7 separate regions of the Mus musculus genome follow, and regions 1, 2, 3, 4, 5 and 7 are each linked to region 6. A link is a loop called in an ENCODE intact Hi-C map of the cell type or tissue named here. Cell type or tissue: left cerebral cortex. All regions are shown on one strand. Region 1 overlaps Col6a5 (collagen, type VI, alpha 5). Region 2 overlaps Col6a4 (collagen, type VI, alpha 4). Region 3 holds the start of Gm40564 (a long non-coding RNA gene). Region 4 has its middle 16 kb from the start of Col6a4. Region 5 has its middle 28 kb from the start of Col6a5. Region 6 overlaps Col6a6 (collagen, type VI, alpha 6). Region 7 overlaps Col6a4 (collagen, type VI, alpha 4).

Region 1 (4,000 bases), 160 kb before region 6:
GAGTGCTAGCTTTCTGCAGCTGTGATGAGTGACAGAGCTGATGGATGCTTGTGTGGACAGCTCACCAGACTGGGCAGGAGGAGTCCCTGATTGTTAACCTAGCGTACAATCCCTAAAGCTCTCCCAGCTGCTGTGGTCTTCCACCACTGCTAATGAGGAGCTTGGTTAAAGTGGGTATTTTCCCTTCTGGGGTACATACATCGTCTCTAGTGGACACATAGAGACTTGCCAGAATGTGGTCGTCTAAGGAGCTAGTCCTAAAGAACATGTTTTATGTGTGAGGAATCTCGGAGGCCTTCTTCCATCTCTTACAAATGCCCTGCTCCTTCCCCAGGCCCCCCATGAGTGTGGCAGGTCTCTTAGCCATCCTGCATCTGATTAAGGTGCTGTGGCCCAGATATAAAATCTTCCTAAGATGCTTTGGAGACTGGGTGGAAATGGTCAGACCAGAGTTAGAAATACTACACAAATTATCCATATAATTAATACATTTCCAATACAATGTTTACTTTTCCCTGCTAAAATGAGCAAAGTTTACACATATAGGCATTTGTGGTAAATTCTAGTAATATCCCATCTTGATAAAAATTTGATACCTAGACTTATGACATAGGAAATTAAAACACACACACACACAGAGAGAGAGAGAGAGAGAGAGAGAGAGAGAGAGAGAGATCTCCAACAGGAAGGTATGATTGGGCAAATAATTTAAAGTTTAAAGCATTTGAATCGTTTACAGTTGGAATGAAATCCTATACTAGAAGAGGGATGGAGGTAGAAGTTTAAGGAGAGAAATGAACACTATAAGTTATCTGACGTAAACATATTTTATACAATGGACAGCTGATATCAACCACTATGGAATTTAGATTTTGTTGGATAAGCTAAAAGAGAAACATGGCCATCAATGGTAGAGTCTGTTTGTAGTTTAAGCCCTCTGGAGGTCAAGGCAGGATGATCAGGAGTTCATGGCCAGTCTGGGCTACATGATACCCTGTCTGATAAAAGAAATATGGAAGTGTCATTGAAAAACATGTTAAACTTTGTTATTGTTGTATGTCTGAGTGTGTATGAGGTGTATGCATATGAGTGTATTATGTGGGGTGGGGAGGTAGAGGTCAGAGGACCCAGGTTTTTCTCTCTCTTTGCCTTGTTTGGAGGAGGAGGGGGAAGGAGGAGGGGAAGGAGGAGGAGGAAGAGGAGGAGGAGGAAGAGGAGGATGAGGGAGAGGAGGAAGAAGATGAGAAAGAGGATGAAGAGGAGGATGAAGAGGAAGAGCAGGAAGAGGAGGAAGAAGAGAAAGAGGAGGAGGAGGAGGAGGAAGAGGAGGAGTAGTGGTACATACTCCAGGTTGGCTTTGCCTGCAAGCTTCTGGGATATTCTCCTGTCTCTGCTTCCCACTTCACCGTAGGAATGCTGGGATTCTAAACGCATGCTTCCACACGGGGCTTTCACACATGGATTCCAGGGATTGACCTCAAGTCAAGAGGGCTTGGCTTTTCCCTTCTGAGTCATCTCTCTGGCCCCCACGGAAGCTTTATTTTTAAATGTCAGCTTTTACAGGATGTTGCAGTTACATACTTTTAGTGCCTTTTAAATTGTTAAAAAAATTTAGGATTAGAATTTTAGAAACTTTCCAAGATGCAGGGCAAAAGGACATGACCTCTCCCATGGAGACAGGTACTTAGCTAACTTCCCCTGAGGTGCTCCCTGAGTTGACAACCTATGTTCATGAGATCCATTCGTGGAGTAGTCACAGGAGAGTCCATCACTCGATGGAGGAAGCATCCTAGGGAAGAAGACACCAAATGAAGTGCTATCCCAGTAATGTCCCATAGAGGGCAGCCAAAGCCTGGGTCTGGCCCGGAGTTAGGCTTTTCTAAGTTAGGAGGCAGAACTATCCTGAACAGAGGCTGGAGGTTGGGTCTTCCTCCCTCCCAGATCGCTGATGGATGGACCCAGAGCTGCTATAGGGCAAGGCCATTCATCGCAAGGGCTCATTGAGCCACTCAATTGCGCAACAGCACCCTCTGAGGGATAGATAGTAGGTGCTGGTATTAGCAACCAAAAACTTACATGGCGGAGGTCAGGAGCAGGTGGATGGGGATAGGGGAGGAGTGTTGTCCTGTAAATGAATTCCATGAAGAGGCCACAGGAATTCTGAGCAGAGCCAGACGTTGCAAACAGTCATTACCCCCCTTCAAATGATTATATAATAATTCTATCTGCTAAAGCCACTAAGCAGGGAATTTCAAATCATGGGTAGATCAGAGAGACTTGTGTCTGCAGTCCTTTGCATTATACAGTTTTACCAGTGGTCACGTTTTTTTCTCCATGGACCTAGATGACTCTAGGTTGGACTTTTAGTTTGACTGTTGAAGATAGCAAGGATTATCGTTGTTTCTTGTGTTTGTTTCATACCTGGCACCTACAGGAGTAGGCTCAGGAGGAAATACTGTTATCCAATATCATGACGCTAAGAGCAGGGTGTCTTTCATGCTTTACAGATGGCGAAGATGCAAGATGAGCTTTCAGGAGAGAAGAGTGCTCGCTGGCAGATGGGACTCCCCTGCGGCAGTAGTTCCAGCCAGAAAATGCCAATCATTTATTAGAAGGGTCGGGGCAGGAACTAGAACTAAATTTGCTTCTCAGTCCCAAACCTGAGGGAGAGACTCTTCAGGATAGAGACATCAAGGAACAGACCTTCAAAACTAGGACCGGGTTTCATCTCTCAGGAGGAATGGGACCACTGAGCAAGAAGAGGCAACAGCCTTCCCCGTGACAGCTTGGTTCACTCGCTTTGATCACTTTGGTGAGTGCCTGCCAAAAGAAGATGTTTGTCATGATCGCCATCACATCTACATCTCAAATTAGACCCTTGAGTAAAAACAGTTTGTAATTGGAATGTCCCAATTGTCTTTTTTTTTTCTTCCCATTTATACAACCCTAAACTCTGTGTCGCTGGTTCCCATAGGACCCTGAGATTACATTTAGCACCCGTTACCTATAGTCAGTGGGTTTTCTTTACCAGGACATTTATAGAGTAACAAATTCATAACAAAGAAAGGGGAGGAGAAGCTGCCTTGTGAGCTACCCGCTCGTGCTGGGAACACTTGTTTTCTATTTTAGTGTGCTTTGCATTGTGTGGACTTGAGTTTTGCTGCCAAAGAAATCATGCCAACATGTGAACCTGGAAACAGAGCTATTCTCAAACAGTGTATCAAAACAGACTCTAAAACAGAAAAAGAACAAGACAATAACAACAACCCCAAGTCTGACCCAGAAACTTATTCTGTGCATTCTTATTAACTGTAGTCTCACTCAGCCCAGGAAAGCACATTAAACCTACTTAGGAAACACACATACAGGACAAGACAAAGCAGTAGTGAATTTGTTATACACTCGGTCAGTTTAACATGGAGTATGCAGGCAGTGGAGTACTGTTTAGGCATAAAGAAGAGTAAAGTCATGTGACTTGTGGGAAGATGGACAGAACCGTAGGCGTTCGTGTTGATTGACATAAGCCGGCTTCATATGTCTTCTCCCATACGTGGAATTCCAGGACTGGGGGATTAAGAGGATGAGAAAGTAAAGCAGATTTGGAGGGGAGAGGGGAATAAAAGGAGACTCAGAGGAGGTGAATGTTATCAGAGTGTTTTACATGCTGTCTGGAAATGGCATAATGAAACCCATTATTTTGTACAATTATTATATTCTAATAAAATCACTTGATTTGGTTAAGGCAACAAGTAGTTGCCAAACCAATGAGCATGTGAAAATGACTATGCTGGTGGGATAACACACGGACAATTTCATATGTGTTCCACATAGTTTTCCTTACTGTGACCGTTGTCTTTTATATAATTGAAAAATAACACAGTCGGTTAATTTTAAGTAGCCAGTTATTGCTTTGGAAATTTCTAAAACAAAGCCTATTTAATAGTTTTGTTTTTCTCTAAGAACTTTTGTCAGTGTGTCTTAATGGAAGCATGAAGGCCAC
Region 2 (4,000 bases), 360 kb before region 6:
TTTTTGATGATGTTTAAAATGTCCTTTAAATGTTATTTTTTATATGCATGGGATGGGTAAGTGAGCTGGGCCCACATTAGATATGTGTAAAGTCCCTCATTTAGGGCTCTTGGATTTCAGACCACTAGGAGAGCTCAGGCCTCCACTGGCTAAGGGATAGTTTTGTTCTCAATTTTTCTAACATCATAATAGCCAAGATATCTTTATAGACTTCTATGACAGAGTTAGAAATATAAGGGGAATTTATAATTTTAAGTTTTATTATTGTAGCACTTTATTTTTTTATTTTTATTTTTTTCCATTTTTTATTAGGTATTTAGCTCATTTACATTTCCAATGCTATCCCAAAAGTCCCCCATATCCACCCACCCCCACTCCCCTACCCACCCACTCCCCCTTTTTGGCCCTGGTGTTCCCCTGTACTGGGGCATATACAGTTTGCGTGTCCAATGGGCCTCTCTTTCCAGTGATGGCTGACTAGGCCATCTTTTGATACATATGCAGCTAGAGTCAAGAGCTCCGGGGTACTGGTTAGTTCATAATGTTGTTCCACCTATAGGGTTGCAGATCCCTTTAGCTCCTTGGCTACTTTCTCTAGCTCCTCCATTGGGAGCCCTGTGATCCATCCATTAGCTGACTGTGAGCATCCACTTCTGTGTTTGCTAGGCCCCGGCATAGTCTCACAAGAGACAGCTACATCTGGGTCCTTTCAATAAAATCTTGCTAGTGTATGCAATGGTGTCAGCGTTTGGATGCTGATTATGGGGTGGATCCCTGGATATGGCAGTCTCTACATGGTCCATCCTTTCACCTCAGCTCCAAACTTTGTCTCTGTAACTCCTTCCATAGGTGTGTTGTTCCCAATTCTAAGGAGGGGCATAGTGTCCACACTTCAGTCTTCATTCTTCTTGAGTTTCATGTGTTTAGCAAATTGTATCTTATATCTTGGGTATCCTAGGTTTGGGGCTAATATCCACTTATCAGTGAGTACATATTGTGTGAGTTCCTTTGTGAATGTGTTACCTCTTTAAAGGAGATGAAATGGATGGAGCCTGTTTTAATAATATATTTCTTTCACTTAATATACCTACATGACTTCAACACAGTTCATAATATATAACATATAAATCAACAAGGTATTTTACTTTGAAATACATTGTCTTCCACATCTGCTGTTTTCATGTATAGCACCTTTCTCTTTGGAGTAGACACCTTTTGAGAGCTTGGCTGTGGACTATTGTATTTGACAGAACAGTGCTAGCCAGTATTATTTCCTTTAAAGTGTGTGTGTGTGTGTGTGTGTGTGTGTGTGTGTGTGTTGCTTGGAGGTGACTTTCAGGACTGGGTTCTTCTTCCATACTGTTGAGGCAGGATTTCTTTTGTTTATGTATTGCAGACTTAGGCCCACTAGTTTGGACAACTCTTGACAATTCTGTCTCTGCCTCTTGTCTTGCCACATGAATACTGGATCACCGATTTCTATCACAGCATCGGGCTTTTTACCCGGGTGCTGGGCACTCAGACCAGGCTTGCTCATCCGGTACTTTTGCCCACTGAGTCATCTCTCCAACCCTCTTTTGTGTTTCATGTAATTTCTTACAAGAGAAGATGACTTCACTGTGGGTTGTCCTCTGAACAGCTCTGAAGATTGTTTTTCTAAAAATGGTCCAGTTTCCCTTCTCAGTGCCAGAGATATCTTTGTGGGTAGAATGCTGTCAGAGGTGTGAACATAAATTTGTATGTTCAAGTTGAACATGCCTAGGAATAGATAGTTTATTCTTCTAGATATCATACCTCTCTCAAACGTGCCCTCCAAGGAATGTTCTGAGGCTGAGGGCATGACCCAGTGGGTAAAGTGCTTTCTATGCATGGTGACCTGAGTCTGGGTCCCAGAACTCCTACAAAGCTAGATATTGTAGTGTGCACACCCATGGTCCCAGGGCTCATATGCAGTGAAGATCAAGAAACTCCATGTTAAACAAGGCAGAAGACAGGAAGGCAAAGTTGTCTTCTTCCTTCCATACCAGGGGACCGATGTGCTTCCCATACACAAAACACACAAACACAGAGACACCATGCACAAGATTAAAGAAAAAACTATTTTGTTATGTTCATTGACCTTGTGGGTGAGAGAACCTAAAAGGGCTCAAAGGCCAGGTGTTCCTCCATGTTTGGGGTCTCAGCTGGGCTGCTGAGGCCTTCTGGGACCCTAGAGATTGAGATTGGAGGACCCACCTCAGGAGTGGCACCTTCTCTCATGTGACTGGCATCTCTGCTGAGATACTGGATTGACACAAAACTCAAAACCTAGCAGGCAATTCTATTATATTAAAAAAGGAATTTGGCTAGTGAGATGCCTTGGTGGGTGAATGCGCTCGCTGTGTAAGCCCCACAACCTGAGTTTGATCCCCAGAATCAACAGTGGAAAGAGAACCAACCCCTGCAAGGTGTACTGTGACTTACACATATTTACTGTAGTCCCTTACACCTGTGCACAGACATGCATATGTACACACATACACGCACACACACTCTTCACATACGCCAATAATAATAAACTTCAAAAAATTAGAAAACATTTACCTGTCCTGGTGGTATGTATTTATAACCTCAGTATGGTGGGAGCAGTTTAGTGCTAGCCTGGGCTACATAGCAAGACCCTGCCACTCACTCACAAATATCAAACCAACCAACCAACCAACCAACCAACCAACCAACCAACCAACCAACCAACCAACCAACCAACCAATCAACCAACATAAGTCAGGTACATGCAAAGTAGATTTCCCCAAACCCTATAAAGATAAGGGGACAACAAGGTAGTATCAAAGTAATCAGTTGCCAAGGTGAGGTGACAAACAGGGACCTTAGGGACAGGAAGGATGTCACTGGTAACAAAGTGTTAACAACAATTAATTCTCTGTGAGATCACAGTTTGAGCTGTCTGAAGGGAATATTAAGACAAATCTGAAGTTTGAAGTCTGAAGTTTTGCAGGGTTAAGCATATCCTTTTGCTTCTTATTTGGGACTCCAGCTTGGCCAGTTGATGAATTTGTAATCTGAGGACCTTGTAGGTCAACATCTGGCCAGGTGTTTGAAGGTGTAAAACTGTAGGGACCATCTATGTTCCAGTCCCTTTGATGGGCATCACTGCTGGTTTGAATTGCTTTGTGGGTGTCTTGGTTAGGCTTTCATTGCTGTGAAGAGACACCGTGACCCAGGCAATCCTTACACATAAAACATTTAATTGGGGCTGGTTTACAGTTCAGAAGTTCAGTCTGTTATCATCATGGTAGGAGGCATAGAATCAGCAGGCAGACATGGTGCTGGAGAAGGAGCTGAGAGTTCTACAGTCTTGATTGGAAGGCAGCCAAGAAGTCGCTCTCTTCTGCACTGGGTAGAACCTGAGCACTAGGAGCCCTCAAGGCCCACACCCTTTGCAACAAGGCCACACCTCCTAATAGTGCCCCTTCCGAAGAGCCAAACATATTCCAACCACCACCGTGGGCATGGAGACAGAGTATCTTCCCGTGTCTTTCTTCACAGGGACAAAGAGGCCCCCGAGGTCTTCCTGGACTTCGAGGTGAGGAAGGATGTCCAGGTGTGAGAGGACCTAAGGTAAGTGTGACCTTGAACTTTGAGATTCTTTGCCTTTCCTGTTCTCATCCCTTGTGTTGGAGAAACATCATAATTTCTCACCACAGCTATGGAACTTTAGCTGCTAAGACTGAAGGTGGCCAGGAAGTAAGACCTATAGTTTGCGGGGAGGTGATACCCGAAGACCCCGAGAGTGAAGTAATGGTGTAAGACAGGGGAAAGGGACCTAAAAAGACAACTATCAGATTCTGCCTGTGGGTGGAGCAAGTTCGTGTGGAGGAGGAGCTCTGGTGGTCAGTGTTGAACATGAACCTGAGCCTTAGGCACTCGAACATGAGGGAGCTGGGGGTTCTACTCTAAATCACCCCAGGAAAGAGATGGGCCGGTCCTAAGAGGAATTAAT
Region 3 (4,000 bases), 200 kb after region 6:
TGCTGATCTCGGCTAGTGTGGGGCCGTGATCAGATCTGGTACAGAATAGAAAAACCATCTTAAGCAACACGCGCATCGTTTCAGCTAATTGGTCCAATAACTAACAATACAGATGTCCTAGTTTTCTTTTCTTTTGCTGTCCCAAGACATCAGAAGCAGCTAGGGAAGGAAAGGCTTATACTTTCCATCGCTGAAGCAATCCAAAGTGGGAACCTGGAGGCAGAAACTGAAGCGGAGCCCATGGAGGAGCACTGCTTCCTGGCTTGCTTCTCACGGGTCCCTCAGTTTGCCATCTTACCTAACCCAGGACCACCTGTCCATGGATAGCCCTGTCCACAGTGATCCCGGCACTCCCGCATCAATCACTTGAGAAAATTCTCCACAGACTTGACTGTAGGTAGGTCTATGTGATGGAGACATTTTCTCAGTTGAGCCTTCCATTTTACCAGATGACACTAGCCCTGTTAAGGTGATAAAAGAAACCCCAGCACAACAATAAAATTACGTTTTCCAGAAGTCTACATATGAATTCTAAGTGCTTATATAATGTGATCTACCTTGTAAACTTTGTGTTTTAAATTGTGCTTGTTGTAACATTAATATTCTGTTAAGTAATAACTACTACAAACTAATTTTAAAACTGAGCACGAGACAGCAATTTTATTATAGAAGCCACAAGCTTATGCCACGGGGCATATAAAACATCATTATACATACCAAAGTGGAGATGAATTATAGATTTCTACACTAGCCTGGCCTGGAAATTGCGGCCATCCTCTGCTTCTGTTTCCCATGAGTGGCATGAACTACTATGCCTGGCAAAAGCTCATTTTTCAAAATAGAAGACGTGTGTATGTCAACCCAGAAGCTGTCCAGAAATTTTGATCCTAAACAAGCTTAACAGGCACCCAACACAGGAAGGCAGGCAACTCGGTCCATTATGTAGAACGTGTGTTTGAAAGCATGTTATAGGACCCAATATAAAAGAGCAATTTTGTTACGGTTATTTGGTCACGGAGGAAAAAATACCTGTAGAGGCTTTTTCTTTGGAGCAGAAGGGGAGGGAGGGGGTCTTCAGAGGATGCTCCGTAACTGGCCATAGGTGTAGTTCTGCCCTCTAGTGGATATAGGTGGGAGAGTGGTTCAATGGCTTCCTGTGCTTTAAAGAGTAGCAACTATTCATTAGAAGTCTAGGGGTTTGTGTGAGGTGCTAAGTGAAAGGCTGACTTGGAAAATGATAGCAGCGGCCAAGGTAATATGGGTTTTTCGGCTTCGATGGCAGGGCGACTTGATTTCTAGATTCTATCCCAGCTATTCTGGTTGCATTCACGCAATGAAAAAAGGTCAGGGTTCCTTCCTCGAGCTGTCACTCTGAACCTTGCCCTTTCATGACACATGGGGCTTCGGAGCACACCCCTGAGCAGGAAAGAATTTTGGAAACTGGTCCCATGATGACCAGTCCTCCCAAGACCAGAGAAGCAGCCAGAGCTCGTGTTTACAAGTGAGGGTACGACGCGTGGGAGGCCGCTGACAGGAACATCAGCTTCTCTCTGTGTCGTCCGGGGAGATTGTGACGGCCGTGAGACCGGAGAGACTTCCAGAGCTGTGCAGAGAGCGCCCAGGCGACTCTGTGACCCGGCAATGGCTGTGCCTGTCTCTGCCTCGTACCCGCGGCCGCCTCGACAGAATGTGTGGCTGGATACGGGGATGGGTGTCCTTCCGCCCCTTGCGCCGCCGGGTGTGTAGAAAGCGGGCAGTCGCTATCCCGAGAGCCCTGGAGGAGCCGTGGGCCCCGCGCGCTCTCCTACAAACCCTCTGCATCCCCAGGACCACGTCCATTAGGGCTCGCAGGCTCGGCCTCACTGCACTTCCGCTCACCCGCGCCGAGAGCTGGAGTGCGCCTGCGCGCGCGCCTCTCCGGGCGGAAGTGGTAGCGACAAAGCTCGGTGGGCGGCGGGCTGGGCAGTGCAGGGAGCGCCGGGCGGCGGGGAGGGGCGGAGCGGAGCGCAGGAGGCGGAGGCGGGAGCAGAGCTGCTCGGCCGTGCGCGGAGACGCGCGGAGCCGGCGGGCCGAGCTTGACGGGCCCTTCGCCGCTCCTCCTCTCCCCTCCCTGCCGCCGTCCTGCTCCTTCTCCTCGGGACGTGTGGCGCCGCTGTGCTGCCAGCAGCTCCGGGTCGCCCGAGGCGCGTGGGGCGCCCCCGCAGCCCCGCGAGTGAGTCCTCGCAGCCTGGAGGGAAGGGGAGGACGTCTGGGGTGTCGGGGAGGACTCGGGTGTCTACTCCTGCCCCTATTTCCAGAAACTTCCAGGTCCAGAGGGAAGGGGGCGTCCAGGGAGGGGGGGAACGTCTCTTGCCCGTAGGGCGCCTCTCGGGCGCCGCCCGGCTGGCGTGTGTGTCGCAGGCGCTGCGGGCGGCGCAGGGGGTGGGCTAGGGTGGTGGCGGCTGGGCGAGGGTCGCCCTGCTCCTCTCCCCTCTCCTCAGCTCCGCTTCTCCTGGTTTCTCTTGCAGATGCTGCTGCTAGGGGTGGTGGGAGCAGCCGTGGGACGCGTGGCCGGGAGCGGGGGTGACAGCCTGGGATTCCGGGGTCTTCTCTTCCTTGTCCTCCTCTCCTCTCTATTCCCAGTGTGGCCGTGGCTGACACTAAAGACTTTGTAGCCATCAACCAGAGTGCAGTTTCGATGGAAAATGAAGGTAAAGGCCCCTGGCAGATGGGTTTGTAATACAAGAGTTGAGGGTGTGGTTTGCTTTTTAAGTTGTCTGTCTTTTCCCACCTTTTTATTTTCCTCATTTTATGTAATTGTTTTTTTTTTCTGCCCTTTGCATGTGAAATGTCTGAGGATTTGGTTCCCTAAGGGCATGTAGCTTTTATTTTGGTAATGTGGGCATTGCCGGGTTCTGCGGGTGACAGCTTGAGTCTGCTTTCCTGGGAAATTGTTATTTTCTTGAGCATAGGGAATGGAACGGAAGTTTTCATTTGAGATAGCATCTGTGCACATCCTTATAGCTCTTTGAAAGGAATCTGTGGATGTGAAGTGGAAAGGGGAAGAGAAAGCAGTGGGTCGAATCTCTGTATATTTGCATAGCAAGCTTTGTTAGAGTGTGTGACGGAATTAAAAAGATTTTTAAAATAAATTCTAGCTTTGGCAAAAAGCATTTTTGAACTCAGATTAAGGAAAAAAAAAAAACAAAACACAAAAAAAGCCAAAAACAAAAAACCCTAACACTGGAGTTTAATGAAATTTTCTGAGAGTTTCCTGTCTTAAAGTCCCGCCCTATTTCAAAACATCTTTGGGAGGTTGACAGTGGAACCTGTTTGTCCCCATTACACATTGTGTTTGGATGCATTTGTCTGTCACGTTACTGGACCACTTTGGCCTCATTCAAATACTGCTTCTCATTTATAGCACTTGGATTTTAAAAAGTATTGAATAACTGAATAAATGATATTTCTTCCCTCTTGAACTAACCATGTTTATTGTTTATGCTGACTTCTGGCTTATGTGTAATATTCTTTCTTTTTTCCCCCCCTCCTTTTTTGACTGGACTGCAAGATGCTAGAAAAGGTACTTGACAAATCATTTCTCCCCTGCCTCCCCCCCCCCTTGAACTGTTTGCTTTTAAAATCTTTATCGCATACACAGGAGCTGCAGTTAAGCTGCATGCTTTTTCCTCTGTTGAGAATGGAAGCTTGATTGGCTAAGTAGGACTTTAAATTTTAAAATAGGTGTTTCTTGTGGATGTCGTAATCTGTTGTGCTATTGGAGAACCATGGCATATGTAGGGGATACGATGAGAGGCAGGGTTAACTTGCCCAGGTTCATTCTAGAGGGATAATTGGTGGACTGCATTTTCTGACATGTTCAGGTGTGTAGCTGCAGAGGAGTTATATGCTAATTGGATGTTGAGGAAAGTGGTTGTGTTTTTTCTGATGTGTGGAAAGTTGTTTCTCCATGCCCTTTTCCTCTTGTCTTTTATAGATTTAAGAAAGTCAGATTTGTTTT
Region 4 (4,000 bases), 420 kb before region 6:
ACAACTTGAGTCCTACGGATTGAACTCATCATGGCTTGGTGGCAATCACCTTTGCCAACCAAGTCAGCTTACCAGCTGTTTTCTTCTTAAAAACAATTTGTAAAATGTACTCATTTATTTAACACACACAAGTGTGTGTGACTGAGTGTGTACATGTGTACCACATGTGTGGAAGCTGCAGAGATAAGGAGTCTCCTGGAACTGTAGTTACCCAGGGTTGTGAGGCTTCAGTAGGTGCTGGGAGTTGAACCCGGGGCCTTTGCAAGAACAGCAATCACTCTGGTTGGGCAGGACTATCCTTTGATCTGAACTGTCATCATTTTCAGGAATTGTGCTGGGCCTGTTGCGATTGTCACAGCCGGACCTGTTGATTATTTACCATCCCGCTTAGAAGGGGGTTGTTGGGAGAGTCAAGGGACCCTCAGCTGAATATCCCACGCAGGTGTATGCAATTTCCCCTTAATTGCATTTGGTCTTGGGGGAAGGGCTAGAGTGGAGAACAGTGAGGGGACACTGGCATCCCTGCTGGATGCAGACCTTCTGGTGCGCCGTTTTAAGGTTATCCACATGCACGGCCATTATCCCACACCTTCCGCTATGTAAGTATGATTGATAAAGTCATTGGTACTTCTGGGTGAGCTTTGGTGGGATTTGGCCTTAGGAGGAGGGGTAGACATTTGTCTCTCTCAGGGAAGGAATTTTAGCAAAAGCTCCTAACTGCTGAGCCACCTCTCAGGCCTCAATGTCCTCCCTTTTAAGGCTGGAAGATATTCCATTGTGCATACATATAGTTTTGTTGTTGGTTTTGGACACAGGTCTGCACTATGTAACCTTTGCTGTCCTGTAACTTACTAGTTTATGGGCAAAGCTAGCCCTGACCTTAGGTAATTTTGTCTCTGCCTCTGGAGTATGAGACTACAGGCTTGTGCTGTCATGTGCCGTTTGGCTAACGATTCCTAAAATGTGACCTCCTGGGCCAGCAGCCTTAGTGGCACCTGGAGCCAGGATGGCAGTGCAGACTCCAAGGTCTCAGAGATCCTGGAAGTGGGGCCCTCTCATCTGTGCTCTAAGAAGGTCACAGGGCTCAGTGATAGAACACCTGCCTAGCACGTGTGAGGCTCTGGATTAAAACCAAGAATCAAAGATGAAACAAACACCCCTGACAGTTCTCCAGGTGACTCTGAGTCACGTAGGCTAGTGAGACTCTGGCAGAGAGCATGGGGGTGGGGGTGGGGCGCACATTTCATTGTTGTTGCATCCTTGGGACGTAGATGCTCAGGGAATATTTGTTGAATGAATGCTGATGTTTATGCAGTGCTTTTCAAGCTAGGATGAACTTTTAAACACTTTAAAAGCATATGCTTGGTTAATCCTTGTGCACTGTGCTGAGTTAGGTCCTAGGGCCATTTCATTTAAAAATTGGGGAACCATAGAGAGACTGGGTGACTAGCTGAAAGTCAAAGCTTAGTCCCCCTTCTGCCTGGTGGTGCAAGATTGGTAGATGACACACTCACATATTCCAAACTTCGGTAAAATGGGAAGGAGTCTGGAAAATTGGCACCAGACAGGGCTGTAGGCAGCTCATAGAGAATAGAAGCAGACATAACTGGTGCATAACACCACTTCCCCTGGGCTTTCAGAGGGAGCAAGATGCACAGATACATGTCTCAGCCTCTCCTTGCTGTTCGTTCTCTGAGGCATCCCGTCTGTTGCTCTGGGCTTGCTGTACTGTGGGGTGGAATGCATGGCAGCTGAAACCCATCTTGTCCTCCTCATAGTCCCAGAATCATCTCCCAGATAGAACACCCATCCCCAGCTTCTTGCGTATAAGGCTCTGCTCTAAGTGAGACACCCGTATTCTTCCAATTTGGAAAAGGAGGAAAGGGGATGTTGGGGGAGACATAGCTATTGCGGGAGGACACGTCTTCTGCTCTGCACAATGTGGCCAGCAGATGGCAGTGTGTCCACATCCTTGCAACTGCATCCAGCTGTCTGAATTCAGGTCCAAGCTCAAATCAGATAAAGAGAGCTTTCCTCTTGCTCCTGGGGAGGCTAGCTCTTCCATTCCAGCTTTTGAATGAGCTTTACCGAGAGGCAGATATCTTTTGTGCTCAGAAGCCCTGGCGAGAAGCTGGAATTTGCTCGAAATTTAGCCTTTATCTTTTGGACTCTGAAAAGGCCTGCTTAGAAAACTCTGCCAGTGGCCTGTGCTGGTTAGATCATAGAGATAGTGCAGCTGCTGAGTCCAATGGCCAGCTGACCTGTTCATCTGGTCAGTACCATCTCATCTACCAGTAAAAGGAAGAAGCAAACAGCTTTTAAAGAGCAAGGAAGACTTCCTTTTGAAAGGATCTTATGATTAGTTTTGACTGGCAGGGTTACCTGAATTTTAACGTTTTATTAATATCCTGGAGTGTAAGGTTTTGTTTTTTTTTGTTTTTTTTTTGGAGACAGGCTTCACATAGTACAGGCTGTCCTGAAACTTGCCATGTATCCCCATGTGGCTTTGAACTCATTATCATCTTCTTCTTCTTCTTCTTCTTCTTCTTCTTCTTCTTCTTCTTCTTCTTCTTCTTCTTCTTCTTCTTCTTCCTCTTCTTCTTCCTCTTCTTCTTCCTCTTCTTCCTCTTCTTCTTCTTCTTCTTCTTCTTCTTCTTCTTCTTCTTCTTCTTCTTCTTCTTCTTCTTCTTCCTCTTCTTCTTCCTCTTCTTCTTCCTCTTCTTCCTCTTCTTCTTCCTCTTCTTCTTCCTTCTTCCTCTTCTTCTTCCTCTTCTTCTTCCTCTTCTTCTTCCTCTTCTTCTTCCTCTTCTTCTTCCTCTTCTTCTTCCTCTTCTTCTTCCTCTTCTTCTTCCTCTTCTTCGTCCTCTTCTTCTTCCTCTTCTTCTTCCTCTTCTTCTTCCTCTTCTTCTTCCTCTTCTTCTTCCTCTTCTTCTTCCTCTTCTTCTTCCTCTTCTTCTTCCTCTTCTTCTTCCTTCTTCTTCTTCTTCTTCTTCCTTCTTCTTCTTCTTCTTCCTTCTTCTTCTTCTTCTTGAGACAGGGTTTCTCTGTATAGCCCTGGCTGTCCTGGAACTCACTTTGTAGACCAGGCTCGCCTTGAACTCAGAAATCCACCTGCCTCTGCCTCCCGAGTGCTGAGATTAAAAGCGTGTGCCACCACACCCGAATTGAACTCATGATCTTCTTGCTTCTGACTCTTGAGTGCTGAGATTATAGACATTCACAACCCTATTTGTCTATGGAATAGTGTTCTGTGCAATGTAGGAGGTTAAGAGAGAGTCAACTGCACAGAACATTTGTTAAGTAAGCTGGTCATTAAGATGGCTGAATGTAGACAAGTAGATGTTAGGGACTCAACTTCTTGCTAAAGAACAAAGTTAAAAATATAGTTCAGGGGCTGGCCAAAGATGGAGTTTCTGTGGCCAGCACCCACCTCGGCCAGCTCATAACCATGTGTACTCTGGCTCCAGGGGATCCCATGCTCTGGCCTTCAAGGGATTTGCGCTCATATGCACACACTCTGACAGATAATTAAAAAATAATGAAAGTAAATTTCAATTTGGCTTTTAAAAACAGATTTATTTATTTAAAACCTACTTGTGTAAGTGCTTGCCTGCATGTATGTATGTGCATGTATGTGTATATGGCTGGTGCTTGCAAAGCCCAGAAGAGGGCATCAGACACCCTGGGACTGAAGTTATAGGTGGTTGTGAGCTACCTTGTGGGTGCTGGGAACTGAGCCCAGGTCCTCTTGAAGAGCAGTTAGTGCTCTCTTAGCTCCATAAAAATAAAACTTAAAAAGCAAGCACGCAAACAAAAACACAGAAGACAAAACAGAAGAGAAATCTGTACCTCCAGTAGTCCCCCAGAACCAATAGGGTAGCATGGATACCAATTTACTTATGATGCTAAGAAGTTTTATCTTTTGTAAACCAAAGGATGTTAAGTTGTATGCTGAGTGGTTTTAGGTCTGAGACAATGAATGGTAAGCCAGTCAAGATAA
Region 5 (4,000 bases), 290 kb before region 6:
GGGACTGCACTGTAATGAAAACCGACTCTGCTGCTCGCAGAACTCCCCAGCTGGGATGTAATTGGGTGCCTATCTTCCCTCTCCGTGCTGGGATGCTGTTTGGCTTGATCTTGCATATTCTTTAGGATTCCAATGTTTATTCTCAAATATTTGAGTTTTTTTTAAAAGAAATTAAATGTGTTGTGATTTAACATACACAGACACATACACAGAGACACAGGCTGATAGACAGAGATACACACATGCACCACAGACACACCCACACACCTGAGGAGAAGCTGGAATAATCTATATAGATAGACAGACACACAGTCAGACACACATACAGCCCAACAGATGGTCAGACACATACAGATATACAACAGACACAGAGACATAGGTGGACAGACAGACAGACAGACAGACACACAGAGCTTTTTCCCTGGCCTCTGAACACATCCCTAGCTTCTACCAAGCACTGAGAAGGAGGGAACTCTGGGAAACTGATGGAGTCTGGCTTGGGTTCTTTGTGACATGTATTATTCATCTTGGGTTTCCCTAAGGAAACATCACAGATTGGGTACCCTACAGAACAGAAGTCTACGTCTCAAAGCTCTGCCTAGAAATCCAACTCAGTGCGCCAGCCTGCTCGCTTTTCTTGGTGAGGGGTTTCTTCTAGCTGGCAGATGGGCACTTTCTTGTGTCCTCGAATGGCCTTTCCTTCCACATGCTCAGGGAGGGAGGGACGGAATGGGGCGGCAAAGAGACCCTCTGGCATCTTCTAAGCATCCATCATCTATATTAGGGCCCCACCCCTCTGCATATCTAATTAAAAGGCTCTAGATGCAAATGCAGTCAGATCTGATATTAACATTGTCACATGAATTTGGAGAACAAGCCTACCAGACCACAGAGAGCTGATGGTCTCATGACTCTCATCCACCCCTGCGACCCCCCCCCCAGGACACAGTGGACTTTGCCCTCTGGCAAGTTCCCAACACAGAAACCTTTGTTTTAAATTTTAATTGCTTTAAAGATATGATCTATTTTATGTGTGCTGCCTGCATATATGTTTGTGTCCGTGGGCATGCCTGCTACTCATGGAGGTTAGAAGAGGGTGTGTTAGATCCTCTGGAGCTGGAGTTGCAGACTGTTGTGAGCTGACATCTGGGTTCAAGGCTTCAAACCTGGGTCTTCGACAAGAGCAACAAGTGCTTTCAATTGCCCAGGTCATCTCTCCAGTCCCAGAAACTAGGGTTTTTAGATTCATTTTTGTTCCCCCAGAGTCTGGTGACATTTAGGAGGAAGTGGGAATCAGTTTAAAAACCCTTAATTTTTGCTTATGTTAACCCTTATATTTTCTATGTGTGGGTGGGTGTTTTGCCTGCTCGTATGTCTGTGCACCACTAAGTGGCTGGAGCCTGCAGTGGCCAGAAGAGGGCATCAGGTTCCCTGTGACTGAAGTTACAGATGGTTGGGAAGTGTCCTGTGGGTGCTGGGAATTGAAGTCTTCTGGAAGAGCAGCCAGTGCTCTTAACTCCTAAACCATCTCCCCAGCCTGGGGATCCAGCTCTGCACAGAGTGGTCAAAGAAGCAAAATTATACTCGATTTTTACAGCGAGATTACTTTTGTCTTATCACAAAGGGAAGACTATGTTCCCTGCAACAAATCTGCCCAGCACAAAAGACCTGATGGTAGACCTATAATCTTTTCCCCCAGCCATTTGTGCATGACCTAGGTTTACCCAACGCCCGGAGGCCTATCTTTCTGCTTTCTGCCGTAGCATACTGTGTGTTTCTGCTTTGGGATCCCGTGCTTTTAACGAAGGAAATGAAGCAGCAGCTGTTCTAGCTCATTAGCAGAGCTGCTGACTGTGCAGGTGTCGATGCCTCGCTTTTAGACACAGTCCCAGCTGCCCGAGCAGAGAGGGGTATGTCTCTCTGTCCAGAGGGTGGTATTTGGGTCATGGTACATTTATACTTCTGACTCCTCCTCTGCCCTTCTTGAGTCCAGAAACTGAAGACATGAAGGCCCGTACTCTCAAGCAGTGTTGGTTCCCTTCCTTGGGACCATTGAGATCTAGTTGCTATTCTCCTTGTGTTTCCTAGGTGGCAGTACAGCACTTCCACTTAGCTCTTCTGCTGCCTCCAAACCTGCAGAGGACAGTTATCCTGCTCAGTATACCCGGTTTGAACACACGGGCCTTCTTCTGCATTATCTTGTCTGGTTCCTCACTCCCACCACCACCTCGCAGATGCTAGTGAATGTCTTTATTTCCAGGTGAAGGAAACCATCTTAGGAGGGAAACTGGTTTGACCAAAACACAAGATAAAATCGGCTTTGAATCCCTTGCATGGACAGGCTAGGGTTCTTGTTGCCCTATTCCGCTTGTTCCTACTATCACCCATGAGAGGATTCTTAGTGTCATGAAGCATGGAGGATGATGGGCGTGGCTTTTATACCTTGCCCATGTAGTTCCGGCCTGGAGGGAAACTGGAACAATATGGACAGAGGTTGAACTGCCATGAAGGCCAATCTCCACCACAATAGTGGCTCTCTCTACCCACAAAGAGATCTGGGGCAAAAAGGGCTTCTTGGTGTTGCCCAGGATGGACTCTGATGGCTGAGTCAGTATTCCCCGCCTCCACAGCCACTGGATGTGGGCATCTGGGAAACCATGCCTATGGTCTAGGCATGCCCTGCTGAGGGCATAGTGTACCTTCTAGATACACCTTCAAGAAGGACCTGCCACCTGAGCTGCTGGGGGCTCAGGGCAGAAAACCCTAGCACTGGCTTCCTTTCTATGTCTCTTGCCCTAGAAAGAACATTTTATAGATTCTGCATTCTTTGTTTGTTTTTAGATTTATCTATATGCACGAGTGTTTTGTCTGTGTGTATGTGCATGCAACACACACATGTCTTGTGCCTGCTGACGTCAGAAGAGGGTGTCAGGTCCCCTGGATCTAGAGTTACTGGCGGTTGTGAATCACAGCATGGGTGCTTGGAATATAACTCAGGTCCTCTGTAAGAGCAGCGAGTGCTCTAAACTGCCCAGCCATTTCTCCAGCCCCTCTACATTTATTATTTTTATTTTGCATTTATTTCAAACACCAAGGTTCTGTATAGCCCCTCGCCCCTGAGGAAAAGCTTCATGCATTTTGAAATTCTCTTTTAGATTTGTTGTCTAGTTAATTATCACCTTATGCTGCTTTGGGGATATTAATTCTTACGATGAACTTAAGTTGTAGAAAGGTCAAGTGACATCCAGCCCTATGTAATGAGTCGGTTGGTCCAAAACCAGGATGAAATGCCTTCTGAGCTATCTTGGCATCTGTTTGGTTCACTCTGCAAAGCTTAAGCATCTTAGTCATTAGGTGAATCGATTGCTCAGTGTTTTTAGACACTCAATGCATTTCATTGAGTCTATGAAACTAGAAGGTTTAGGGTTGCTGGGCTCAGAATTCGGTTCCCAGCTGTGCTTGGAAGTGCAGAAATCTATATGAGATCTAGGTGTGGTGGTGTACAACTATAATCCCAGGTCATCTTCTGAAATACAGTGAGTGAGGCCAGCTTAGGCTACTACATGAGACCCTGTCACAAACAACCCCCACCCCCCCACCCCCCCAAAAAAAAGCAAAATGGTGCAAGCAGGAAAGGATAGGAATGTAGTTCAGGGAAAGAGAGCTTTTAACTTTGATCTTGAGGACTATACATACACACCTGCACATACACAGTCATGTATGCATGCGTGTACACATGCATATCACAGGTTAGGCTGAAGCAGAAAGATCAGTAAGTTCAAGGTCTGTGACTGGCAACATAGTAATATCTTGTCCCATAAAACAAAATGAGTTAGCCGGGCAGTGGTGGCACATGCCTTTAATCCTAGCACTTGAGAGACAGAGGCAGGTGGATTTCTGAGTTCGAGGCCAGCCTGGTCTACAGAGTGAGTTCCAGGACAGCCAAGGCTATACAGAGAAACCCTGTCTCAAAAAACAAACAAACAAACAAACAAACAAA
Region 6 (4,000 bases):
CTTCTTTCCCAAACTTGGTTTGGGGACTTCTCTGGGACATTTCTCATGCCCTGTGACCATCTTTGGATGGACATTGGCAACTGCTGTGGTACTGTACAGAACAGACAGACCAACGGAGAGCTTTATCGGAGCCTTTTCTCTTTCTAGATGGGATAAACAAGTATCCACCGGTCAACCTCAAAGCCAAGTGCAACAGACTCGGCTCTAGGGATCTGAAGCCGCCCCCACGCCAGTTTCGAAGGTATGTTCATTCCATGTGCTGGGTGTGACGTTTTAGGTAGATGTGAAACCCTCCTGATTCCTCAATTCTTCCTCTTTCTCTCTCTCCCCTCACCCACTTTAGCAGTCAGAAATCTGTTACAGCATATTAAAATATGAATTGAGGGAACTAGAGATGGTTTTTAAATGACCAAGTAGATCTGGCAATAACCAAATAGAGGTTTTTTTCCTCTTTTAAATGAAAAGTCCAATTGTTGAAACAAAGCACCCAATGGGACACTCCAGTAGCAGCAAGTATGCCCAGTGGGCAGATCTTGCTTTTTAAACAGCATCGTGTACTCAAAGGAACTGGGGTTTCTTGGTGCCCAAGACACACTCGGGATCGGGTGAGGAAAGACCAAGCCCAGCCCAAGACAATGGAGATCCTCCAGGGAAGCAAAACCACGGTTAAAACAAAACAAGGCCCCCTACCAGTGTCATGTCTAGAGGGTGAGATGTCCTGAGTCCCCGAGCCTAGTCTCGGACAGCAAGTCCAGAAAGAAGCACGGAGTGATTTATCTAATGTATCGCTGTATGTATGGTACGCACAGCAGCATAAGCTCCTGTGAGGTCAGAGTCCAGCTTTGGGGAGTCGGGTCTCTAGCGTGCACTGTGGGATCCAGGAGCCAACCTCAAGTTATTGGGTGTGTACAGCTGGTGCTGCATGGCTTCCGAGGTGTGGGTGTTATGTGCAGTCTGTATCGTCTGAGGTGACAGAGTGGGACACACAGTCATCACCTGTGTGAAGTTCTTGCCAGAAATGCTTGACTAGAGGTTAATGAGGCCATCATCGCTCGGCAACCCCAGGGTGTGGAACTGTTAGACTGTAGGTCTTGCATCATGGATGAAGGGATAAAGATGAGCTTTGTTTGGGGTGAGAGAACTGAAGACAGGGAAGCTAATCCGAATTCTCTGAACCTTAATTGGATCCTAGAACAGAAAGACAAGGCTAATATAACCATGACTTGGAAACATCTGGGGAGATTTGAGTATGGTCAATACTTGATTGGATGGGCTTCCTGGTGTGTAGAAGAGAATGTTCTTTAAGAGACGTTTGCTAAAGAATTTTAAGGATAGCATGTAAGATGGTTGCGACCACGGTATCAATGACTTCCCCGTTCTGTGTGTGATGTGCATGAACGTGTACACTTGGATGCACATGAAGAAGCCTGAGTCAGGTGTCGTCTTTCTCCTCCTGTACGGGGCACAGTCCCCCCCCCCCCCCTGAGGCAGCATGATGGTCTAGCAAGTCTGGTTGGCAGGCTCGCTTCAGGGATAGCATCTTACCTCGTGCCATGCTGGACTTACAGGGCTGCAGAACCCGGTTTAATGGGTTCTGGGGATCCCATTCCAGTCCTTAAGTTGTGTGGCAAGCTCTTGGCCCACGGAGCCATCAGGTAGCTAGGAGCACTTCTTTGGTAAGCGACTGAACTAACACCCAGCTGTAGGCCATGACCAAGCACCATCACCTGGCTCATGCTTAGACAGACCCCCATTAGCATTAGGGAGGCTTGGTGTGTCTCCCTTGGAGTGTGTGCCCTCTGTGTGATCATCTGGACTGGGCAGGCATTCCCAGCCTGGATGCTAAGGACCCCTGAGAAGCTCCTGCCTGGAGGCTCTGGCTTCCCTCCAGCCATGAAGCGAGCCGGGGAACTGTCCAGCAGCAAATGTTTCCTGAAGTCCAGTGAAAAGCGGCCATGAAGCTAGTCCAAGAGGAGTAGGGCGCCCCCTGCTGCGGGTGCCTGGCACTGTTTAGAGTTGACTGGACTGACACTTGGGCTGAGGCAGGTGTGGCAGCTTCAAGGAACTCTGGAGGGCTGTGCACCTAGGCTTAGCTCACTGTAACTGCTGTTAGTTTTGAATTTTGGGTTTTCTAAGTGATGGAAAAAGAAATTCCTCACTGGGGGCTCAGAGCCTCTGTTCACTTGAAATCCCCAGTTTCTACATTCCAGTGACTGAGCATCTTCCGGCTCCCCTGGCCTCCCTCCCTTTCCCATTCCCTTCACGGGGGCTTGTGGCCTGGCATGCTGTATTGGGAAATAGTGGCATCCTTGCCTTTGTCTTTGCTTGTCTCCACCCAGCCATCCTAGCAGGAAGGTGGTGATATTCTGAGGCACTGTGCCCAGCAGCTAGCTAACTGACAAAAGGGGCCCAGCATCTGGGAATCTGTCTAGAAGCTGGCAGGCCAAGCCATAGGATGGGGTCACCAGAAGATACTGTGTGTCTCCATGCCAGAGCCCAACATCAAAGAAAAATGAAAAACTGTCATGGCGAGGGAGGGAGGAACAGCCATAGAAGAAAATGCTTTTCTTCTCTGCCTTCTGAGGCAGAGGCTTAAGTGTTCATCCTACCGGGCTTGACAAATTTGCAGCCAGCTCCGACTGCAAAGGCAGGTGTCGGCACTAACCGACACACTCGAGAGGCAATTTTAGAAACTGCTTTGTTTGAAGACAGGATCAAGTGGGAAGACAGAATCCTCAGGGCGTTTAAACAGGGAATCTCTCCTTCTCTACGGTGCCCTTGATACAGAGGAGGCTCAGCTTCTCCTGTGAATCTGAAGTGGCCAAGTGGCTGGGGCACCAAGGAATTGAGATGTGGAATGTATACCACTGTCCATGAACTCCCTGGTGGTGTAATCGCCCGGGACTCCCAGGCCGCCCCTAAGTAACTCAAGATGATGATGAGAGGAGTCGGGGCTGCTTCTGAAGCTCCCTCCTGGGCCTTTCAAGTAGAGCGAGGCAGAGAGGAACATGGGATTGAGGAGTCTGCCTGCTAGGCGCAGGGGCTGGCCAGACAGATGAGATGCCACCCCGAGAATGCCGTGCCTCCGGATTACCTGTGGATTTGAGGAAACATGCCGGAGCTGGTCTGTAACAGAAAGGGTGTGGACTCTTGCCACAGGCAATCAAGACAGATGGCCAGAGGGCGAGCCCATAGCAAGGCTTTGTGTAAGCACTCAGCTCTACTTTTACTGAAGACACAAAGCTGCCTACGTGCTGTGCCAGACTCCAAAGCAGAGACAGGCAGAGCCTAAATTGGTGGGCGGTAAAAATGGGCAAGCATCCCTGCCACATGAACAACACATTTGCTTTCTAAAGTACATTTTCTGGATGCACGATATGTATATGGGTATGCACGCACGCGCGCGCGCGCGCACACACACACACACACACACACACACACACTTAGGAATAGAAGCAAGCTCATCTGTGCCACTCATCCCACTGCCTCTACTCAGTAAGCAGAGCATGGCTGCCTCCCGATTATCTACACAGATGGAGGAATCTGTGACCACAAGGAATGGAAAGCTACAGTCAGTACCTGTCCACTCCTGCTTTATCTAGAACATGCCACATCTTGCTTTCTATAAGGTTCACTAGAGCTAGGCTCCAGTTGGAAAATCTGAATTATTTAATCCGAATTCCTGTTGTTGATGCCTGTTGTTGGAGTTACCGACCAGCAAAGTATTCTCCCAAACAAGACACAGTAGAAGACAAATCAGAACAAAACCTAGGTAGTCAATGATCCTTACTAAGATGCTTATTAACTGCTTTATCAAATACAAACGCCCATCTGTAACAGTAGAAAGAATAACCATGAAAGCTAAGGCATGGGCCCAGCACTTAAATAAAGCACTGGCCATGTAAGCACTGAGGGCCTGAATTTGGATCCCAAGACCCCACAGTAAGAGGCAGGTGCAAGGACACCAGGAGCTCACTGGCCACTTGTTACCAGCCAGCTA
Region 7 (4,000 bases), 340 kb before region 6:
GTCCATTTGAGGAAGGCCACCTTTTGTTTTCTCAGGGGGATCCTGGAATTGATAATCTCATCCAAGGCCCCAAGGGAGAAAAGGGAAGGCGTGGACATCAGGTAAGATGGTTGGAGGTTCATGTAGGGATGCCAGACAGGCTCTTTCAGAACACATGGATACTTTGCTGAATCCCCATTGGCTGAATCCCCACTGGCTGAATCCCCATTGGCCGAATCCCCATAGGAGGTGGGGCAAAGCCACAGGGTTCCCATCTTCCATGGACTCAGGAGCCCTGAATGCCAACCTCCCCTTACTGCCTAATCCTTGAGTTCTTGTCTTTACCATTTCTTTTTCCTACACAAGTTCCCACCCCCTTGTTACTGCATGCTAGTAATGGTTTTAAAGTGACCTTAAGCCTATTCAGTCTTTAGGTTCTTGCCTAAAATGAAAGCCTCAACTCAGGGAGGTCTCGACTCTTCTCTGCTGTGAGTTTCCTGGCATGCTGTGCTGATCTCAAAGTCATTATGCAGCTGGCTCGCTTTCCATCATAGCCGGAGCTGACTGGTGCAAATTGGGTGGTAGACAGTTGTAAAGATGAGATGTCTGTCTAGTTCTGAAGACTGGAGCCACCACAGTGGAAGACATTAGAGAGAGCAAAGAGACTTGTCAGCTTGACGGATGCTAATGTCTCCGAAGCCAGTTTTAGATTTTCATGTCTCAGACATTAAAATGCACGATTCTGAAACATGCCTAAGATAATGAGTGTCCCAGTCCTCATATCTCATGGTTCCCAATTTCTGGGCATGCGATCTGGATAGCAAATATCTGCAACTGGAGGGGAACCTTGACTTTGAATTCCTATTTTGGATCCTTTGATAAAACCACAGGGCTTAGATTGTGGCTAGCTAGAATCCATGTTATGTATATCCAGGTCCTGAGTGGAATTCAGCTTGGGACAAGGTCATTTCTATGTCACTGTGTGGGAAAGCGGTTTCACCCAGTCATTAGTTATGGTTGTATTATACAAATAGCATTGGGTTGTTTCCCCTCAGTAGGTTAAGGTCAGAGAGCCATGTGAATGGCTGCTCCCTGGGACTGAGCTAAGCACACATAGCGGAATCCACCCTTAGCAGCTCCTAGGCCTCAGGATCCTCATTTGGAAGATGGGTAGATGAACCATCTGGTTTCTGTGAGTCATTGGTTGTCATGGTAAGAAATGTCATGAAGACAGCAGAGCCATAGAATGCTCATGGCTTGCTGCTAGAAAGGAATCCAGGCTTCTGAACACACTGTTCAGTGTGGTGGCCATCACAGCACCACAACTGTAGTGAGAGCCTCAGGGCCACAGCTTCCAAAGGCCTCCATCCTTGACTTTAGCCTGTTAGCCTTGACTCCATTCTTGTGTGTGGAACAGAAATTGTAACTGTTTCAGATTGTGCCCTGTATGATTGAATTTTGTGTCTCTTGTGGTTTCTTTTCTTATGCTGGGCTCAAAGAAGGGTGTTAGTGAATATCCTTTGAATAGACTTAGATGATAGTAAATTACTCCTTTACATAAGCCATGCTTGATTAGATTCTGCCAGCGATTAGAAGATAGACCGCTAGGGGGCAGTATTTCCTTGCTATTATTTCCGAGAGGCCCTGGGATCAGTGTCACAGTTAAGTCTGGAAAATTCCTCCGAAATAGTGTTTCCAACAAAGCAGAGAAATTGTATTACATACCTAGTGTGGGAAGGAGTGGAGAACCAATTGTGCAGGTCAGGAGTGGAAAAGCAATCTCAGACACACACACACACACACACACACACACACACACACACACACACAGAGAGAGAGAGAGAGAGAGAGAGAGAGAGAGTGAGAGAGAGAGAGAGAGAGAGAGAGAGAGATAAGAGAGACAGAGAGAAATTCCAATGCCTGTGAGTTGATATCTTCCTTAAAGCTGATCAGGGGACAATAGAAAGACTTAGCTCCAATTATTATTATTGTAGTGATTTTAAAAATAACTAAAAATTAGACTGGGACTGCGGCTCAGTTGGTAGAGTACTTGTCTAGCAATGTACAAACCCCACCATGTATAAGCTGGGCATGGTGGTACACATCTGTAAGGCCAGCACTTGGGAGGTAAAAGGCTGGAGGACTGGAAGCTGAAACTCACCCTTGGCCCCATAGTGAGTTCTAGGTCACTCAGGCTGTATACATGAGACCCTGTCTCAGAAAAGGTCAGAGATGAAATAGTCAGCATTTAATAATCAAAGATGACTCTTATACACGCTTGCTTTCACATGGTGTAGTCGTGTTGGGCAGTGAAACATAACAAGGAGAACTATTTCTGTTGGTGGTTTGATAGTCTTACTATGTAGCCCAGGCTAGCCTCAACTCATTGCCTATCTTCCTGCACCGGTCTTCTAAGTTCTGGAATTACAGGCATGAGCCACCATGCTTGGTTTTCTACATATTTTCCACCCCCCTCCTTTTCCCATCCCCACCCTTTTCTTTCTGCTGGGAATTAAAACTGGGAGCTTTTGATGTCAGGCAAGTACTCCACCCGTGAGCTAGGCCATCAGTCGGAACACTGTTTCTTTATATGGAAAACATCCCTGTCGCAGTGGTAAGTGGAAAGCTCAGGTTTGCATGAGTGTATTCCACCTGAGACTGAATTTGTATGGAAAAAAACTCCCTTTCTATAACACAGAACATATGCATTGCTTTCCCTTGCCTTCTGAGTTACTGACATGGCTCATGAAAGATTCACAGTGCTTCTTATTTTGCAAAATTCTAGATCTACAGGGAAAAAAATATAGTTATAGGAATGAATTGTAACCATCACCATATCTGCTTTCGGTCCATCTGTGTGAGTGAGTGTGCACATGTGTATGGGCGTGTGTATGGGCGTGTGTATGGGCGTGTGTATGGGCATGTGTCTGTGTGTTTGAGCATGTGTTTTCCTGAGCCACTTGAAGATTAATCAAGGGCATTAAAACACATAACCATGCATATCCAACAGGCATAGAAAAAAAGGAAATCACTCTATATGGACATGGTGGAGACGTCACGCTGAAGAAACATAGTGTTTATACAATATTGCTTTCTTTTTTAAAGTTTTAAAAGTTGAAATAGAATTATATCACTTCCCCCATCCCTACCCCCTCAAAGCCCTCCCACTCTTAAGTGTCTTTATTTGTTACATACATATACATGTATGTGTCTGTACTATATATATACATATGTGTATATATATATATACACACAGACACATAACCCGATGATTCCATTTCTGTTGCTTGTGCCACATATAAATAATATTATTTCCTAACATCCAGCCCGTGTTCAGGTTCCTACTTCCCCATGTCTTAGGGAACCTGTCTTTGGACTACTGTAACAGAACACAGCTGACAGGTTGTATTATACAACATTTATTTTTCACAGCTCTGGAGTCTTGGAAGTCAGAGACCAAGGCACCGGAAGACTTGGTGTGTGACGAGGGCCCAGTCTTGGCTTCCTGCTTTGTCTTCCTGGCTGTCACCTCACAGGGGGAGAGAGGGCTGGGGCACATGCACCGATTCCATCCTTATGGCCCTGATCATGTCCCACAGGCTGTGTGCCTGATCCCTGCACGTTGGGGATTAAATGTCAACGTGCTCGTTCTAGGGGAAGCACATTGGTGGTCAGCTTTCACGGTGCCAGCAGGCCCTGTGCTGACTGCTGGCGAGAAGGCCATCGGTGCTGTTATAGCGCTGACCCTGAATTCTGCATACCGGCTTGCCAATAAGATGTGTTCAGTGGCTCAAGACTGACCTGAAGTGCAGTATTAGAATGGTCACTCTGCCACTCCTGAATTGTTCTTTAGGCCTGTCTCTGTTGTTGCTGTCATCAGAGCATCTTGCCTTTTTAGTTTTCTTTAGTTACAGCAGTCACCCCATTGCTTGTTTTTTTTTTATATATGACATTGAGATTGCTTGTTTTTTTATATGACATTGAGATTCCTGACCTACTCTTTTGCTGAACACCCCACCCC

What was found. A loop is a pair of places that touch in the nucleus more often than their neighbours do. Peaks named below come from ENCODE experiments on the same cell type or tissue, not always from the same donor. Only the 100,000 strongest peaks of a DNase experiment are listed, where the experiment ranks them.
Region 1: it touches region 6 in a loop (6-fold over the local background); 33 of 42 quality-filtered maps call a loop at or near these places.
Region 2: a loop joins it to region 6, with 3 times the contacts of the local background. A loop is called at or near these places in 4 of 42 quality-filtered maps.
Region 3: a loop joins it to region 6, with 6 times the contacts of the local background. A loop is called at or near these places in 2 of 42 quality-filtered maps.
Region 4: it touches region 6 in a loop (8-fold over the local background); 13 of 42 quality-filtered maps call a loop at or near these places.
Region 5: a loop joins it to region 6, with 6 times the contacts of the local background. A loop is called at or near these places in 19 of 42 quality-filtered maps.
Region 7: a loop joins it to region 6, with 6 times the contacts of the local background. A loop is called at or near these places in 19 of 42 quality-filtered maps.

Annotation. Positions count from the first base shown.
Region 1 is chr9:105,855,845-105,859,844 of GRCm38, reverse strand. Col6a5 (collagen, type VI, alpha 5) reads left to right here. Exons shown (of 41, transcript NM_001167923.1): 41 at 2,508-3,775. The coding sequence ends at 2,527. Among named protein-coding and RNA genes, the nearest start is that of Col6a6, 30 kb to the right of the region's middle. In left cerebral cortex, a CTCF peak has its summit at 1,842; DNase peaks (open chromatin) are centred at 1,838, 2,564, 2,766 and 3,209.
Region 2 is chr9:106,051,251-106,055,250 of GRCm38, reverse strand. It overlaps Col6a4 (collagen, type VI, alpha 4), which reads left to right. Exons shown (of 38, transcript NM_026763.2): 14 at 3,547-3,618. Among named protein-coding and RNA genes, the nearest start is that of Col6a4, 43 kb to the left of the region's middle. In left cerebral cortex, no CTCF peak of the experiment used is centred here; a DNase peak (open chromatin) is centred at 1,635; H3K27ac peaks cover 321 bases.
Region 3 is chr9:105,493,105-105,497,104 of GRCm38, reverse strand. The region is part of intron 1 of Atp2c1 (ATPase, Ca++-sequestering); the gene reads left to right. Gm40564 (a long non-coding RNA gene) reads right to left here and starts at 1,113. Exons shown (of 2, transcript XR_871130.1): 1 at 1,030-1,113; 2 at 1-461. In left cerebral cortex, CTCF peaks have their summits at 1,115 (motif pointing left), 1,912 and 2,430; DNase peaks (open chromatin) are centred at 1,128, 1,931 and 2,871; H3K4me3 peaks cover 3,285 bases; H3K27ac peaks cover 1,975 bases.
Region 4 is chr9:106,110,932-106,114,931 of GRCm38, reverse strand. No RefSeq gene overlaps it. Among named protein-coding and RNA genes, the nearest start is that of Col6a4, 16 kb to the right of the region's middle. In left cerebral cortex, a CTCF peak has its summit at 1,949 (motif pointing right); a DNase peak (open chromatin) is centred at 1,953.
Region 5 is chr9:105,986,280-105,990,279 of GRCm38, reverse strand. No RefSeq gene overlaps it. Among named protein-coding and RNA genes, the nearest start is that of Col6a5, 28 kb to the right of the region's middle. In left cerebral cortex, a CTCF peak has its summit at 2,087; DNase peaks (open chromatin) are centred at 544, 1,858 and 2,063; H3K27ac peaks cover 226 bases.
Region 6 is chr9:105,691,954-105,695,953 of GRCm38, reverse strand. Col6a6 (collagen, type VI, alpha 6) reads left to right here. Exons shown (of 37, transcript NM_001102607.1): 36 at 148-241. Among named protein-coding and RNA genes, the nearest start is that of Pik3r4, 51 kb to the right of the region's middle. In left cerebral cortex, a CTCF peak has its summit at 1,993 (motif pointing left); DNase peaks (open chromatin) are centred at 1,970, 2,702 and 3,299; H3K27ac peaks cover 2,325 bases.
Region 7 is chr9:106,036,673-106,040,672 of GRCm38, reverse strand. It overlaps Col6a4 (collagen, type VI, alpha 4), which reads left to right. Exons shown (of 38, transcript NM_026763.2): 19 at 36-101. Among named protein-coding and RNA genes, the nearest start is that of Col6a4, 58 kb to the left of the region's middle. In left cerebral cortex, a CTCF peak has its summit at 1,576 (motif pointing right); DNase peaks (open chromatin) are centred at 610, 1,213, 1,578 and 2,057; H3K27ac peaks cover 1,411 bases.